Regions from separate parts of the Homo sapiens genome. Here region 2 is linked to region 1. A link is a loop called in an ENCODE intact Hi-C map of the cell type or tissue named here. Cell type or tissue: mammary epithelial cell. All regions are shown on one strand. Region 1 overlaps STIM1 (stromal interaction molecule 1). Region 2 overlaps STIM1 (stromal interaction molecule 1).

Region 1 (5,000 bases):
CCTGAGTGAAAATAGGAGTGAGCAGAGAGCAGCGATCCCCAATCTTTTTGGCACCAGGGATCGGTTTCATGCAAGATAATTTTTCCACAGACCAGGGTGCGGGGTGGGGATGATTTTGGGATGAAACTGTTTCACTTCAGATCATCAGGCATTAGATTCTCATAAGGAGCACGCAACCTAGATTCCTCGCATGTGCAGTTCACAATAGGCTTTGCACTCCTGTGAGAACCTAATGCTGCCACTGATATGACAGGAGGCGGAGCTCAGGCAGTAATGCTCGCTTGCCTGCCGCTCACCTCCTGCTGTGTGGCCTGGTTCCTAACAAGGCACGGACTGGTACAGTCTGCAGCCTGAGGGTTGGGGACCCTTGGCATAGGGAATAGAATGCTCAGGAGAAGGTGGTATCCTGTACTGCTCTTAGGCATGACACCACCTGTGAGACTGCTGAAGGCGTTAATTTCTGGCCAGCTGAAGGTAGCATTGCCAGAAGGAGGAGCTGGGCAGATTGCAATTGGTGTTGTGGATAGAGGCAAAGGATCATAAATGATCGTCAGAAGGGAGCTGGTGGATTATGGAATGTGAAATGGGACAGGGCAACATTTCATATCTCAGGCTATGAATGACAGAGGGACTTGGAACCTGAACATGTTTATATATAATTTATTAAGTTCTTACCATGTGCCAGGTACTATTCTTTGCATTTTTAATGCTAAGCTTATTTAATTTTTATTAGTAGTTTATTCAGATTAGCTTATTTAATCTTTGTACCAACCCTATGAAAGTAGGTACTATTATTTTACTGTTTTAAAGATGGGAAAACTGAGGCCTAGAGAACTGAAATAATTTGCCCAAACTCACATGGCTAATAAGTGGTAGAGGTGGGATTCGGGCCCAGGTAATATGTTTTCAGTGTGCTTGTTCCTAATCACTCTGGTTTACAGTTTTAAGCAATGAGAAGTCATTATAGATTTCTGCCTAGTGAAGCAACTTGTTTGTAAGTATTGTGATGCAGGGCAATTTCCCAAGCCTTGATGGAAGGCAAGAAGACCAGCCACAGGGTGTTGTAGCAACCATCCCAGTTGCTTTGGAAGATGTATAAAGGTCTTGGAGTTATTTCACAAATTACTTCCTGAGATGGCTCTGTCAGTTGGCAGTCCTACCTGTCAGCTCAGCCCATTTTAGAAATCATTTTCCAAAGAATTTTAACCTTAAGGAAGCTCTCCTCTTTCTATTGAACAGGCTGTACCAGGCATAGGGGCCCCAGGAACCAGGTAGGAAATAGCTCTTGTGGGGTCAGTCCATCTGGAAGCATTTGCAAGAGGGGAAGTTGAAACTATTGAGACTTCCTGTTGTCATTAGAATTTGCTCTCCTGCTATAGGGGGAGTATCCCCTGTTAGGACTGATAGTCTGGTTGCTTATCTTGAGAGGCTGGGCAAGTGGGTTGGGGTGCAGAGATGTGAAAGACATAGTCTGTGTCCATGAACAACCTGCAGGTTACTGAGACACCCATAAACAAGTGCACTCTGTACAGTGTCACAAGTGCTACAATAGAGGTACATAGAAAATGTCCTGGGAAAGGCTGGGCTTGGTGGCTCACGCCTGTAATCCCAGCACTTTGGGAGGCTGAGGCGGGTAGATCACGAGGTCAGCAGTTCGAGACCAGCCTGACCAATATGGTGAAACCCCATCTCTACTAAAAATACAAAAATTAGCTGGGTGTGGTGGTATGTGCCTGTAATCTCAGCTAGACAGGAGGCTGAGGCAGGAGAATTGCTTGAACCCGGGAGGCAGAGGTTGCAGTGAGCCGAGATCGCTCCACTGTACTCCAGCCTGGGTGACAGAGTGAGACTCTGTCTCAAAAAAAAAAAAAAAAAAAAAAAGAAAATATACTGGGAGAGAAAGGAAGGAGGGTCTAAATACTTAGCAATATCAAAGATGCCACCCTGTAAGGATGACCAGGGTTGTGCCAGACAGAGTGCCCTGGAGCATATTCTGGGCAGTGTGACTGTGGAAGTGCATGGCATATTCAGTGAATGACGAGTTGTTCCCTGAACTGGAGTGTTGGACTACTTGGAGGGAGTGGCACGAGATGAAGCTGGGTGTGTGTGAAGGGCCAGATCCCGAATGACCTTGTATTTTATGGTAAAGAGCTTAAATCCTATTGGAGTTAAGCTTTACCGTCGATATTTAAGATGGGTGTGACATGACCAGAGTGTTTTTTTTAGGAAGACCTCTTATATGCCTGTGCTTAGAATGTATAGATTATAACTAGAGGCAGGGAAGGCAGCCAGAAGATTTGCAGTAGCAGATGATGAGGCTGGAACAAGGGTAGTGGTCATGGGGGTTGATTTAAATTGTGTGACGGAAGGATGAAGGAGGCAGTGTTAGGTGACTGGGCATTACTGTGATGCTGTTAACACATGGAATACAAGAGAGAGAGCCGGGGAAGTTAATGCTGCTCTTGAGATGGTTATGGGTGATATCCATGAGAAAATATCTGGTAGTTGGGGGAGAAGACATGAGTTTTGGAGTTCCTGAGAGAGGTAGGAATAGACATGAGAGAATCATGAACTCTAAGAAATAGTAGAGACTGTAGAAGTAGATGAGATCACCTGAGTAAAATTTATAAAATGGGGAAAGAAAGGGGGTTAAGGATAGAGCAGAGAGGAACTCTGATATGTGTGGACAGAAAAGTTAGGGAGGGAGCCTGAGGAGGGGCAATCAGAGAGGCAAGAGAAAGTACTGTCTGGGAAGCCAGGAATGAGAAAAGTTTCTAAAAGAAAGCAATAGTGTCTGTTGCAGCAGAGAACAGGTAGGGTGAGCCTGAAATGAGGCTACTGAGTCATTGGTGACCATGGTGACAGCAGTTTCAGTGGAGGGGTGGGGACAGAAGCTAGACTGCTGTGGCTTAGGGAGTCAGTATGAGGCAAAGATGTAGAACAAAAGACTTTTTTGAGAAATATAGTTGCGAGGGAAGGAAGGAAAGAGGGTGGTATTTTGAAGAGGCAGCAGAGGAGGCAGGTTCAAAGATTTTTTTTTTTTTTTAAAGGTGGAGGGGTGGAGTGGAGACCTGAGCTGGTATAGGTTGTGGGGAGAAGAGATTGAGAAATGTAGCCAGTGAAGGTGCCACATCTCCCTGAATACTTCATACTATTGTGGGAGTCTTAAACTGTGCTGCTCTGCTGAAGCCTGCGGTCACTAGAGCATGGGGCAGACAAGGGAGACCTTGTCATTCATAAGTAATCATTGCACCATTTATTGAGTAACCGCTGCATGCCAGGCATTTTTCTAGATACATTAGACACATCTCTGATGCTCACCACAGTTCCCAGAAGTGAGTATTGTCCCTATTTTCCAAATGCAGAAACAGATGAGTTAAGAAACATTCAGCTAGTTAGTGGTGGAGCCAGTTTCAGCCAGGTTTCTGGAACTGCATGATGTATTCTTTCTGCTTCCCAGTGCTATTTTTTTTCCATTAAATGGAGCTTAATGTTGAAACTCTAAAGAGGGCCCTTGCAGGGGGCAGGGTGGGTGGCCTAGAGGGACAAAGGTAGAGTTCTGGGGCTAGTGCTAGCCTGGAGGGAACATGACTTAATATCTGGGATGAGGGAGGAGGGTCTTGGTCTGGCCTTGCTCTACCTTTTCTTTACTTACCAGTGGCTCTGGTGGTTTCAGGCTTTTACTCTATTTTTCTGCATCTTTCTGTAACTTCTTACCAGGGCCCCTGAGGCCCTAGCTGCTGTGTGCTATGGACTGTTACAGAGGAAAAAAAGAATCAGCTTCCAGGCCCAGAGGGGCTTATCCTTTTTGACAAACTACTCGTGAGGAATTGCTGAGCTGTAGGATGCACTCTCTTTGGCACAGTGGTAGGCTTCTTCCTAAGTATTTTTATTTGAGTTGAATAATTTTGATTCAGTGGAAAGAGCAAAACACTGAGAATTAGAAGACATGATTTCCAGTCTAAGAGATGAACTAGGTTACCTCAGGCGAGTCATTCTCCCTTTGCATATTTACTTGATGTAAGGTAGGGACTGTGTTTTACTCATCCTTGTATCCTGAGCAGCTAGCATATGCCCTGACTGAATAGGTGTCCTGAATAAGTTTATTATGGAGCTAGTTAATCTGCTCTTCTATTAAATGAGAAAATTGGACCTTTTGATTTCCAAAGATTTGCCAATTCTAAAGCGTATTGTTCTGTGAGGGCTTATGATGTTTTAATTATAAAATAATATATACTGTCACTTAGCACCTACTATTTGCTAGGCATTGTGTGAGGTTCTTTACATATTTATTTTATTTAGGTGATTTAAAAAAATTTAAATTTTGTCTAGGTGCTTTAGAAATACTATGGTCCCTTAGGCTATAAGCTCCATGAGGATAGTACCAGTGCCTGTTCACTGCTGTAACCCTAATGCTGAGCACAGTGCTAGGCATGTAATGGATGCTCAGTAAGTTTTTGTTGAATAAAGCAATAAGTAGATGTCTTACCATCGATAAGATAACAATCTTTTAAGATAGGTACTATTAGTACCATCGTATAGATAAGAAAATTGAGGGTAAAAGGTCACAGAACTAGTAAATGGCTGAGAGAGAGAAGATTCAAACCTAAATCCAACTCTAAAATTGGTACCTTTACTACTTAACACCAGCGTGCCTTCACTTATCTGATGTTTTAATTGCAAATTTGAAAAGAAGGACAACAGTAAAGAAGGATACAAGATCAGAAAATCAAATTTTTCTTGAGGGGTGGGGACAGGGTTAGAGGTTGGGCACTGAAGTTTAGAAGTTGGCAATTATCTCCAATACCTTAAGAATAAAAAGGGGTTTATAAGCTTGGGAAGCTGGGGGAAAAAACGAACAAAACGGGGTTATAATGGCAGTTACTATTCACTGGGAGCTTTGTTTATTGAATATCTCATGGCATTAAAAGTCCACTTACATAATTTTAACTATCATCTATTTATTGACAACTCAAATTTGTGTTTCCAGCTTAGATTTC
Region 2 (5,000 bases), 54 kb after region 1:
TGGTGATTGATTAAATGTGGAGAGTGAAGGAGAGTGAGGTGTCAAGGCTTCTGACATAAGCACCTGGAAAAGTAGGAAGGTTAGGGAAAAAATGAATTTAGAATTGGAACTTAACTAGTTCAAGTGCCTGAGAGACATCCATGTGATGTCTACTAGGTAGATAGGTTCTGTGGGTTTCTGTAGGTCCTAAGTGAAACTTGAACCAGAAACATAATTTTAGGACTTGGTAATAGTAATTTCTTTAAATAGTAACTGAAGGTATGAGAAGAGGTAAAATCACTTTAGGAAAGAGTGTAGTAAGAAGACAGCCCAGAATTTAGAAAAAAATTCTGACATTTAGAATTTATGTAGAAGTCTGGGCACAGTGGCTCATGCCTGTAATTCCAACACTATGAGAGGCTAAGGCAGGAGGATTGCTTGAACTCAAAAGGTAGAGGCTGCAGTGAACCATGATCATGCAATTGCACTTCAATCTGGGTGACAGAGCAAGACCCTGTCTCCAAAAAAAAAAAAAAAAAAAAAAAAAAAAGTCAGAGAGGAGAAACCTACCTTGCAAATTAGGGAAAGCGAAGATTTATTCATTCATTCAGCAAATTCTCTATTGAATACCTAGTATGTGTCAGGCACTGTACGAGTCCCTTGGGATACTGCAGTGAGCAAAAAAGCGACTGCTCTCGTGGACCTTACTTTTAGTGGAGGGAGATAGGTGATAAGCAAACCAAGGAATAAATATATCATGTGTCAGGTGGAATCAAATGCTATGAAAAATGAGAATCACAAGCTGTGTCCTCAGATATCTTCAAATAACTATAGTTATAAACTGACTGAGGTAAGGCCATATGAGGTGCAAAGTCAGAATTGCTGTTGGAACTCAGAAGTATATCTCATTGCATTGCTCAACATGGACCTGTATATATAGTTGATGCTGTGGATTATTATTATTATTATTTTTGAGACAGATTCTTGCTCTGTTGCGCAGGCTGGAGTGCAGTGGTGTGGTCTTGGCTCACTGCAGCCTCTGCCTCCTGGTTTCAAGCCGTTCTCCTGCCTCAGCCTCCTGAGTAGTTGGGATTACAGGCGCCCGCCACCACGCCCGGCTAATTTTTTTGTATTTTTAGTAGATATGGGCTTTCACCATGTTGGCCAGGCTGGTCTCAAACTCCTGACCTTGCGATCCACCTGCCTCAGCCTCCCAAAGTGCTGAGATTACTAGGGTGAGCCACTGCGCCTGGCCTATTATTATTATTAATGTTGAGACAGGTTCTTGCTTTGTCATCAAGGCTGGAGTGCAGTGTCATGATCATGGCTGACACAGCCTGAAACTCCTGGACTCGAGCAGTCCTCCATTTCAGCCTCCCAAGTGGCTGGGACTACAGGTGCACACTAGCACACTGGGCTAATTAAAAATTTTTTTTTCTTCCTTTGTAGAGATGAGATCTCACTGTGTGGACCAGGCTGATTTTGAACTCTTGGCCTCATGTGATCTTCCTACCTTGGCCCCCAAAGTGCTGAAATTACAGGCATGAGCCATCAAGCCTGGCCAATGGATTAATTTTTTTTTTTAGACGAAGTCTCACTCTGTCGCCAGGCTGGAGTGCAGTGGCGCAGTCTTGACTCACTGCAACCTCCACCTCCCGGGTTCAAGCGATTCTCCTGCCTCAGCCTTCCAAGTAGCTGGGACTACAGGCGCGTGCCATCATGCCCAGCTAATTTTTGTATTTTTAATAGAGACAGGGTGTCACCATGTTGGCCAGGATGGTCTCAATCTCTTGACCTCATGATCCGCCCATCTCGGCCTCCCAAGATGCTGGAATTACAGGCTTGAGCCACCGCTCCCAGCTGATTAATTTTTGATGAGCGACCTCAGGGAGAGAAGTGAGCTTGGTCAAAATTCAGAGCTTAGAAGCTGAGTGCAGTGGCAAAAGCCTATAATCCTAGCTATTTGGGAGGCTGAGGCAGGAGGATTGCTTGAGCCAGGAGTTTGAAACCAGCCTGGGCAACATAACAAGACCCCCCTCTCAAAAATAAAAAGGAAGTTAGAGCTTAGAATCTGTAGTGATTTGTGTTAGTGTTGCTTGGGCAGCTGAAACCAGTGCCAGTTTTGTCCAGAAGAAAAGATCTTTTGAATTCCTGCCCCCTGCTGAGAAGAGCTGGTCCTCTTCTTGGATATGAGGACGAGTGGTTCTAACAGACGCAGGAATATCTCTCAGATAGGCTGAGTTTTGCCTAGCCTAGGGGTATGACTCCTCTTTCTGTGGCTAGGCCTGCTGTGTGCCTCAGCTGAGATGTTATATTTCACTGGGGACCTTTCTTGGATAACTCCAGGTCTCAAACCTGTTCCTTTTTTAAGACTTCACATTTCCATAGTCAGGCGCAGTGGCTCACACCTGTAATTCCAGCACTTTGGGAGACTGAGGCGGGTGGATCACCTCAGGTCAGGAGTTTGAGACCAGCCTGGCCAACATGGTGAAACCCCGTCTGTACTAAAAATACAAAAATTAGCCAGGCGTGGCAGTGGAGGCTGAGGCAGGAGAATCGCTTGAACCTGGGAGGCAGAGGTTGCAGTGAGTCGAGATCAAGCTATTGCACTCCAGCCTGGGCCTGGGCGACAAGAGCAAAACTCTGTCTAAAAAAAAAAAAAAAAGACTTTACATTTCTGGCCAGAGCGTCCATCCCTTACTCCTCCCTCACCTCATCCCCATTCTAGGCCCCATGCTATTTTATCTCTTGAACTTCATGGTCCTTGACCAAATTTGAAAATCTTCCCAGGGCTAGTACTCTCAAGTCTTAGTCTTTTGATCCCTTTCCAAGAATGAGGGTGGATTCTAATCCCATCAAGAGTAGCTGCAGAATTTGCTAGTCCTGGCTGAGAAATAAGAGGTGAAGTGGGAGAAATTCTTCTTACTGATGGGGCCCCTGCTGGTAAAACTTGGCAATTTCCAATTCGTCCTATAGGGATGAATTACTGTTTAGTGACGAGAAACAGAAAGTGGTTGGGAAAGTCGAAGCATTAGATGGACAGTGGATATTGGTGGTGGGAATTGGTGGGTTGTATTCAAGAATTCCCTTGACTTTTTGGGAGATATGGTTTTTTAATTAATTAATTCACACATTCTTCATTCATTCATTCATTTAGCCAGCACATACTGATTTCATACTTGACAGGGTAGATGGTAGTGGTAATATTATAATGGGCCCTGGGGGATAGAGTGAGTCAAGCTTGGTTCTTACCACTTGGATGTGGTATGTGAACAACTCATAACATGAGAATTAATATAACAGAGCTATGCACAAAGTGCTTTGGAGCATAGAACAGTGAACAGTGAATGATTAGCTCTGCCTGGAGAAAGGTGAGGAGATTTGGGCAGGAGGGAAAGGACTTTGTGTTTTTTTCTGCCAATAGCTATCAAAGTGTAGTCTTTAGACCATGGCGGGTGGCAGCAAGGCCTTTTCAGGACATCCAGAAGATCAAAGCCGTTTCATAATAATATATTATTTGCCTTAAAAAAAACTATGTATACCTTTGTACTGATGTTGCAAAAACAGTGGTAGGTAAAACTGCTGGCACCTTAACACAAATCAAACCAGTGGCACTGAACTACTAGTAATGACTGTATTCCTCACCTCCACACACTGTCAGTTAAAAAAAATAAAAGTTTTCAACAAAGAAGTAGAAATCATTAATTTTATTGAATTGCATCCCATGAGTTCATGCCTTTTAGTATTCTGTGTGATGAAATATAAGTATGCATAAAGCATTTCTGCTGCATGTAGAAGTTTGATGGTTATCTCAAGGAAAGCACTTGTGCAATTGAGTTGTAAGTTGACATACCTCTTTTTTTTCAGGCAGCACTATCATTAGTTGAAAGAATACTTGATAGATAACTATGGTTATTCAGTATTTGGCAGAATTTTCTTGTAAATAAATGAAATGCATCTTCTGCTTTAAGGAAAACAACTGGTAGTATTTGTTGCCAATGATAAAATTCCAGCTTTTAAGTGAAAACTGGATTTTAGAAAACTTGTATCTGTCACTGTGAAATTGACAGTTTTCCTGGATTAAAAGCTTTTCTGATGAAATCAGTGGTGATATTAATAATTGTGGCTATTTTGATATTGTATAAATGAAAGTGTCAACATTTGGAAGCTCTGCACTAACTCCTAACCAATAGTTTCCAAATGACAAGTGCATCATGTTACAAAGTCATGCATGTATTAAAGATCCATTCAAAGTGTAAGATAGACCAATGGATTTTAATGTTAGAGGGTACAAAAAGTTTATTCATATAGTTTGGGATTTCACATTGCAACTAACCTTTAAGAAACCTACCGCTTGTTGAGTTTGGGTATAGTCTCGTATAAGGTATCCACAATAGTCTGACTAGTAAAATATTCCTGTCTTTTCCAACTGCATATCTATGTTTTGATCTTTAGCCAAAACAACACATCACAATAGGTTGAATGTAGCTATAAGATTATGTCTGTCTTCTATTAAGCCAGACATTTAAAAGATTTGCAAAAATGTACAATTCTACCCTTCTCGAGATTTTTTCAGAAAACAATTATTTTCCATAAAAATATTATTTACATTAATATGTAAGAGATTTGTTATTGTTCTAAAATAAATTAAAGAGAGCCTGGAGAGCAGTAGCAGCCTGGCTGTCATCACCATGTCCCTGAAAGGTGATTTTTTTTTTTTGGAGACAGGGTCTCACTGTTGCCCAGGCTGTAGTGCAGTGGTGCAATCACAGCTCATTGCAGCTTCAACATCCTGCACTCAAGTGATCCTCCTACTTCAGCCTTCTGAGTAGCTGGGACTACAGGCATGCACCACCATGCTTGGCTTTTATAGAGATGGGGTCTCACTATGTTGCCCAGACAGATTTTGAACTCCTGGGCTCAAGCAATGCCTCAGCCTCCCAAAGTGCTGGGATTATAGGTAGTGAGCCACTGTACCTGGCCCTGCAGGCTGATTTTGACAGTGTTGCAGAAGATGTGAG

What was found. Hi-C counts contacts between places; a loop is a spot of excess contacts. Peaks named below come from ENCODE experiments on the same cell type or tissue, not always from the same donor. Only the 100,000 strongest peaks of a DNase experiment are listed, where the experiment ranks them.
Region 2: a loop joins it to region 1, with 4 times the contacts of the local background. A loop is called at or near these places in 13 of 110 quality-filtered maps.

What each region holds. Positions count from the first base shown.
Region 1 is chr11:3,902,339-3,907,338 of GRCh38, forward strand. All of the region lies in intron 1 of STIM1 (stromal interaction molecule 1), which reads left to right. Among named protein-coding and RNA genes, the nearest start is that of PPIAP40, 11 kb to the left of the region's middle. RefSeq lists an enhancer at 1,241-1,535 and a silencer at 1,241-1,535. In mammary epithelial cell, no CTCF peak of the experiment used is centred here; DNase peaks (open chromatin) are centred at 2,043, 2,893, 3,083 and 4,013; H3K4me3 peaks cover 397 bases; H3K27ac peaks cover 3,794 bases.
Region 2 is chr11:3,956,323-3,961,322 of GRCh38, forward strand. All of the region lies in intron 1 of STIM1 (stromal interaction molecule 1), which reads left to right. Among named protein-coding and RNA genes, the nearest start is that of PPIAP40, 65 kb to the left of the region's middle. RefSeq lists a silencer at 2,657-2,951. In mammary epithelial cell, a CTCF peak has its summit at 2,896; a DNase peak (open chromatin) is centred at 3,219; H3K27ac peaks cover 641 bases.